Regions from separate parts of the Homo sapiens genome. Here region 1 is linked to region 2. The links are chromatin contacts, found by Hi-C or POLR2A ChIA-PET in ENCODE. All regions are on one chromosome and are shown on one strand. The core of a region is the stretch at or near the end of the contact, and the rest is flanking DNA. Distances in the headings are between cores, read along the strand shown.

Region 1 (3,415 bases), core at 545-3,044, 5.0 Mb before region 2:
AACTTTGCTATTGCACAACAGAGAAAGTAAATGAAATAACATCTATTAACATTCAGCGTCCATGGCATGTTTCTCCATCTCCTAGAACATACTGTGACTTACACTGTCTACTCTGAACAATTTACCACTTCTTCATCCATGCAGTAGCTCAAATAAAGACAGTTCCTGTGTTAATCCCACAGTAAGCCTCAGTAATTCTCACATCACCGTAGTTGTAAACGTTTGTTAACAGAAAAAGAATGTTTTTCCTAAAATAGCTACATAACACTAAGACTACTCAAATTCCTAAATAATCCTTTTACAACATGCCTGCCAACTTTATTTTGATACATTAAACATGTGGAGCCTATTTTAAAAGCTCTTTAACTGTGACTATCAAAACAACTTCCCAGTTATTAACGTCTCTTTTTAAAAAAGTTTTCAAGTTGTTCTTAGAAGAAATTGAATATTGATGAATTTGGGCTGCTATCAAACGCCTAAGAAGCACTTTTTTTGCCGAATAAGATGGGCAAACGTCCCAGATCTGCTAAATCTGATATGAGAGGTCATGCAAGTTTAAAAAATGAAGAAATAACTATTTCCAACACTCACTGAGTCCTTCATTTAAAAAATTATTTTCGGTGTTATTTTCACACTTTACGTTTAATAATACAATTTTTTCAAGGTTGTTAGGCTTAAACTATGAAAAACTGATTTACCACATATGGCTAGTCAGTCTATACTCTTAATGGGGCTCCGGTAGATTTGGGGTACTGACAATAAGTGGCAGTTTCAATTAAGAACTTCACTGTTAGGAATGACATCCGAAAAGGATGGTGCTAGGGAAGACAGGCAAGAGATGCCGGGGTACGAAGAAAAGAGAAACACACAATTTAAAGCCACTAAGGAGGGAAGGCGAGGGTAGAACGCATAGACAGCAGAGAAAGACGATTTAACAAGGAAGTGAAGTGGAGCGCAGAGTAGGGCAGAAGCTGATGAGGAAACGAATGGTAAAAGATAGTGTTTTCAAACAGGGCATGCACCAGGAAGAGAAGCGCCAAGGCTTGGGGTAGCCCCAGTGCTTTCGTGTGAAAGAGATGCTTGCAGACTGAAGCGGAGGGAAGAGAGAATCAGTCAGCTTCCAGGCGTTCCAGCAAACTCCCATTCTCTCCCTGCGCCTCTCCCAGACCTCAGCCCAGCGGAGGCGGCGGCCGGGGAAGGGGCCTATACCCGAGAGCCAGGCCCGGCGTTCCCCTGCCTAGGCTCCGCGGCAGCAGGGAAAGCAGCGAGGATTCGGAAGGACAGAGGCCCCGGCCGCGGCTCGGCAGCACCGCGAAAACCTGCCCAGGGCCCGGGGCCTCGGCGGCGCGGCCGGTCAGCCGCTTCCCCTCCGGCGGGGTGCCGGGCGGCCTTACCTGAGGCAAGGGAGGGAGAAGATGTCTAGGGCGCCTCGCTCGCGCCCGCCGCGGTACTCAGCCCAAGTTTCCAACGGAGGCGCGACCCTGACTCAGCCGCCGCTTCCCCCTCGGGGTCTCGACCGCCGCCTCCGGGGCTGTTTACACCGCCCGGCCCCTCACGCCGCCGCCGCCGCCGATGCCGCCTTCTCTCCACCCTAGCGCCGTTGCCGATTCGGCCGCCGCCACCTCCTCCGCCGCAGCCTCGTCTCTCTGGAGCATCTTCCAACCACCGAACCCTGAGAATCAGAGACTCCAGCCGCGCCGGCAGGAAACTCCCCCGCAACTGCTAGGGGAACGAGGCCGTCAGAGCACCGGCGGCTTTTCCGCCATTGAGCAGAAGCCGCTCGGCTCCTTTTGCAACCCCCTCCCCGCACCCTAGTCCTTCCCCGCCCCTCAGGGTGCCCCGCCTCCAGCTGCCACCCACTGGGATGCCGCGCGCCCTCTCACGGCCCCCGGTTTGCTGGGAGTCTTGTCAATCACCGCTCCCCCTCCCCGTGCTGCTCCCTCGGCACCTCCGTACTTCGTTTACCCCGCCCACCCGGCCCCGCCTCTGGGTTTCTAATTTCCCATTGGGCATCAGTGGCTACTTTCAATAGGCAAGGTCAGCTGTCCATCAAACACCGCCCACTAAGTGAGACCCAACCCTTTATTACCATTTACTTTATTCGGCCCCGCCTCCGCTAGGTCCTACCTCCCGAACGTCAGGGACCAGCCCCCGCTACCAGCCATAAGTAGAGCCCTCCGTCAATCAAATAACGCCCACCTGCGCTCCTCCTAGCAAAGCCCCGGCCCCAGCGATTGTCTTTTCTTATTGGTCCAACTCGTGATCCGAACCCCCAGTCACTGGCTTTCTTGCGGGTCAGTCACTGAGCCAATTTCCAAGTCCGTCACACCGGCTTTTTTCAAATGAACGCGCAAAAGGCGGGGAAGTATCTGGAAAGCGATTGGTTCGTCCTAGAAAACGGTCAAACCCGGAGAGTCTGTACGGATCCTTTCCGTTCTGTGAGGACCGTGCCCCCTTGTATTTGACCTCTAAGCCTCGCGTAAAAGAAGCGCCATAAGGGACCAACGAGCAGTCCAGCTATAGGTGTGGACGCCTGGTCCCACCCGGAATTGCAGGGGCTTGGCTACTGATTGGCTAAGAAAGTCCTCCTAGGCCCTCATTGGAGGATCTAAACGCCTCTCTTCGGCGTGGAGACGGGAAGGGACGACTCAGACGAGGACAAGAAGTGGGCAGGGGAGAGGCGGTTGTTTTGCTTCAGCCGCGGGTGGGGCGCAGGCGAGAGTGGGAAACTGGGAAGGCCGGGCTCTGGGGAGGTGTTGCGGGGAGGGGAAAGGCCCGGATGTTCCCTAACAATGAAATCATCGCCGACCTATCAGAGCCGCCGAGCTGGGATACCTGCCTGACCTGTACCCCGGAGGGAGAAGAGTGGGCGGGAAATTGGGGTGTCGGAAGAACCTGGAAAGCAACGTGAGAAAGTGGGACAGGTGTTCCCTTCAGGAGGATTTTGTGCTATTAGAGATTATTTTTATACCAGCCCTTGACATTTCCGTATTTTGTTTCTCAGTCGGCATTGATATTAAAACTCCCAGCCTAGTCTCTTGACATGGACTTGTTCATTTCGCAGTTATTGAGCGCCTACTGTTTGCCAGGTACTGTATGTAGAACTGGAGATACAAAAATAAATTAGGCAATCGCAGTACAAGATGATAGGTACTACAATTGAAACATGCACAAGGGCTGGTGACGACATAAAGGGTCTTCCTTGTGCATAGGTTTACCAAGAAAGGCTTCACAAAGACACAGGATGAGTCAAGAATGAATGATAGGGGTTTAACAGGCCGATGGGGAAAGTGGACATGACTCCTCCAGCTATCAAATTAGACGATGCTGCCATGTTAATTCTCCAAACGAGAAACAAAAGTGTAATAGAGGTATTCTAATACTTACCTTAGGATATATATATATATATATATTT
Region 2 (3,818 bases), core at 518-3,017:
AATCACAGCATTTTGGGAGGCCGAGGCGGGTGGATGACGAGGTCAGGAGTTCGAGACCAGCCTGGCCAATACAGTGAAACCCCATCTCTAATAAAAATACAAAAATTACCTGGGTGTGGTGGCAGGCGCCTATAATTCCAGCTTTCATTCCACACACTTTGAAAGTGGGGAGTTTTTCAAATGTAAACCAAGTATGTATATTTTTATTTTTTCAATAAAACAATAAAGATGGGTCTCGCCAGCCTGGTCTCAAACTCCTGAACTCAAATGGTCCGCCCACCTCGGCCTCCCAAAGTGCTGGGATTACAGGCGTGAGCCACTGCGCCCGGCCGGTCTGTGTGTATGTGTGTGTGTGTGTGTGTGTGTGTGTATATTTTTTTTTGAATTGAAACGGAGTTTTGGTTTTGTTGCCCAGGCTGGAGTGCAGTGGCATGATCCCGGCTCACTGCAACCTCTGCCTCCTGGGTTCAAGCGATTCTCCTGCCTCAGCCTCCCAAGTAGCTGGGATTACAGGCGCCCACCACCATGCTCGGCTAATTTTTGTATTTCTTATGGAGACAGGTTTTCACAGTGTTGGCCAGGCTAGTCTGGAACTCCTGACCTCAGGTGATCCATCCGCCTCGGCCTCCTAAAGTGCTGGGATTACAGGCATGAGCCACCTCGCCTGGCCGGCCTGTGTATTTTTAAAGGAAATAACCTAAGAGTTGTTTTTCCAGATTTTCAAAGAGGTCCTGTAAAGATTAAGAACCACTGAACCTTTCTCGTTTATGTGATCCTGGTTACTGTTCTCAGGAATAGCAGGACACAATGTCAGCTTTAACCCAGGCTAGTTCCTCTAAACTGCCTTCTTATCGGTGAAATGAAAATAATAGGGTTGCTATGGGGATTAAATGAGATGATACTCAAAAAAATGATAATTAATGATAAATCATAAGGTGTCTGCCACAAAGTGCCCCTATTATAAACAAACAGTGGCCTGGAGGGACAGTTTATAAATACTGCTCCTTTAGCATTCCACTAACATTGACTGAGTGCCTGTTCTACACTGTGTAGAGGCCCTGGTGAAAAAGATCTGCCTTCCAGTTTATTATCTAGTCGAAAGAACCGCAAAAGATAACAAAACACAATAGACTGAACGCCCTGAGAGGGGCATAAGTGCAGTGCTCTAGGAGCTGTAAAAGAGGTCTCGATATCCACTGGAGGAAAGTGCTTACTGGAGTTCATTTCTGGAGTGGGTTTAAAAGATGAACAGAGGGAATCTAAAACATTCACACAAAATCAATACTACACGTACACATTTTATTATTTTGTGGAAAGACCACTTAGAAACACCGCAATCACTTCTACTACTCAGCAGATACTGAGCAGTAGGTTTCGTGACAGAGCACCTGTCTTTTGTCCAGTCTGTTTACTATACATTGCGTGCTCTGGGCAGTCCTTATCTTCGTGTTCAGGAACAAAGTACACACACCCCTTTCCGAAACGAAGGGCCCAGGGACTCCGAGAAGGGTGGGAGCCCTCACGGCCAGGCCACACAATGGGGAGCCTCTTTACCCTAGTCATCACCCACCCTTGCAGGCCCCACTTTGCCAGGGTGCGACTTCTCGGGCCCCTTCGCCCCTCCCCTGCAGCCCCCAGGAGCGCAGCCACAGCCCGGCCGGGCGCCCTCCCTGTCTCTCTCTCTCTTTCTCTCTCGAGCTTTCCTCCTCCTTCACCGGGAGCCGGAAAACCCGGAGCGAACCAGCCCAGCACGGCAGCGCATGCTCAGTAGCGAGCAGGTTCAGTTCGCTAGTAGGAAGCTCCAGCGCTACACCGGCGGCGGCGGTGGCGGCGGCGGCCGCGGCGGCACCTCAGGGCAGCCAGATTCCCCAACAACGACCTCCGGTCCTTCCCCTTCCCCGCGAGACCTCCGCCCCAGCTCCGCCCCGCCCGGGGCTCTTGCGTTTCGGAGTCCCAACTACGCGGAGCGGGCGCCGCGGCCGGAGCGTCCCTCCACACGTCCTCCCCCAGCCGCCAGCTCCGCCGCGGGGCCAGACCGGGCCCGGGAGTGCAGCCCCGGCGGGCGGGCGGCGGCCGCGGCAGAGGGCAGCCCGGGGCGGCGCCGGCGGGCCGGGGAGGGGCGGGGGGCCTGGCCCCGGGGCGGTGGTGCGGGATGCCGCCGCCTCCGGGCCGCGTCCGTTCTCCACGGCTGGTACCTGTGTCGGGTGGGTGGCCAGGCGCGGGCCTCGCCCCCCAGCCCCCTCGCCAGGGCTAGCCCGGCTGCGCGGCGCCCGGAGGGGGCCGGGCCGTCCGGTGGGGCCGCGGCCCTGTTCCGCGCTGCGAGCTCGCCCTCTCGCGGCTCCCTGGCCCGGCCGCCGCCGCCCCTCTCCCCGCCCAGAGGCGCCCCGGGGGCACCATGCAGGCGCAGCAGCTGCCCTACGAGTTTTTCAGCGAAGAGAACGCGCCCAAGTGGCGGGGACTACTGGTGCCTGCGCTGAAAAAGGTGAGGAGCACGCGGGACCCCGCTTCCCGGCCGCAGCCCCCCAGCGCGGGCGCTGGGGAAGGGCTGGGGAGGCGGGGCGCGCGCAGGGCCGTCTTTCTTCCCGGTCTCGCCGCGTCTCCAAAAGGACGGCGCACACGGAGAGGCCCCCCTCATACGGCTGGCTCTCGGTGTTGACATCCACCGGGTGTGTGGGAATGCCGCAGGGAGCCGGGGGGAGTTTATCCGGATAATCCAACCCCTGAGAGGTGAATGCTTTGCCCTTTGATTCCAGGACAACAACAGTTGGAGGAGCCTCAGTTTTCAGCGGAGGTCAAAGCAGGCCACTTTTCCGTCTTCTTGGTCTTAGCCCGGAGCTGCTGTCAGCCTACCGTTTTAGGTGTCCAGTACGCTGGTTTTAGTGGCTTGAGAATGCCCTGGCCGTAAGGCTTGCTCAAAGGAATTGCGAGCTCGCCTGCCAGTAGGAACGTGGCCTGCTCTGCTCGCCGTCAGTATTCACTCCTCATTCTCCTGGTTTCCCCCGCTCCTCCGATTAACAGGGGCTGGTGCACATGCTACCAATTTCAGGGGGGTTTTGTTTTGTTTTTGCAGCGTTCGAGATTCTTGGTGCTGTCATTTGGCTTGTTAAGAATTTTTAGCCTTTGTATGTTTAAGTTTGCTACATTGTTACCTGAAGTTACATACCCCCGATCTGTGCTTTTAAATGTTTTAGTATAATTAGGAAGTGTTCTTACGTTTTTAAAGCTTCTAAAGCAGCAGTGTGACAACCAGACTATTTTTGTTTTCTTTTCTTCATTTACCTTTTCTGTAAAGATTGCTTTACTCTTCTAATAGTGTTTCTAAATCCCAGTTTCTTGCTGCTCAAAGAATGTTTCATGCTAACTGCTTCTACTAAGAATGGAGATTATGTTTTACCTTTTATGCTAAACATTAAAAGGTGTCTGATATTTCTCAAAGGCCAGTAACTTTTACTTTCCCTTTTGCCCTGTTCTCCTCCGGTCCCTCTTGCTGTCTTACAGTGGAAACTATTTGGTTTTTCAGGAGAATTTGCTCATATATTTCTGGCTTAAATTACGGACATTTTCCCCTTCAAGTGTCTGACTAGTCACAAACATCTATGTAATTTTTTTTAAAAAACAGAAGAAAAGATGCCATATATCTTACATACTTTACTCCTTAGAAATCCCTTCAGGCTCTCACTCCTTACTTTTGCTTTACTTGCAAGTTTGACTTCTTAGCTTGTAATGGAAGGGGTGTAGGAGGTCTCTGTGATGCTAGAAGCTGGTGTCCGGATAGAGTAAGGGGAGACACGGAAATTGTTTAAAAACGTGTAAAGGAA

What was found. A loop is a pair of places that touch in the nucleus more often than their neighbours do. ChIA-PET counts read pairs that join two places held with the same protein, here RNA polymerase II (POLR2A). Pooled maps may share reads with other maps.
Region 1: a map of CD8-positive, alpha-beta T cell shows a loop between it and region 2 (7-fold over the local background). The contact joins the promoter of PPM1B here to the promoter of SOS1 in region 2. A Hi-C loop is called at or near these places in 2 of 168 maps with a recorded cell type or tissue (CD4-positive, alpha-beta memory T cell and CD8-positive, alpha-beta T cell), 1 of 37 single-sample maps with no recorded cell type and 8 of 50 pooled maps. POLR2A ChIA-PET finds 5 or more read pairs at or near these places in 1 of 52 experiments (B cell).

Annotation. Positions count from the first base shown.
Region 1 is chr2:44,167,254-44,170,668 of GRCh38, reverse strand. PPM1B (protein phosphatase, Mg2+/Mn2+ dependent 1B) reads right to left here and starts at 1,794. Exons shown (of 6, transcript NM_002706.6): 1 at 1,395-1,794. PPM1B-DT (PPM1B divergent transcript) reads left to right here and starts at 1,877. Exons shown (of 2, transcript XR_940034.3): 1 at 1,877-3,371. RefSeq lists silencers at 1,234-1,443, 1,764-2,093.
Region 2 is chr2:39,119,000-39,122,817 of GRCh38, reverse strand. It overlaps SOS1 (SOS Ras/Rac guanine nucleotide exchange factor 1), which reads left to right and starts at 1,767. Exons shown (of 23, transcript NM_005633.4): 1 at 1,767-2,482. The coding sequence starts at 2,396. RefSeq lists a silencer at 1,898-2,617 and an enhancer at 2,818-2,897.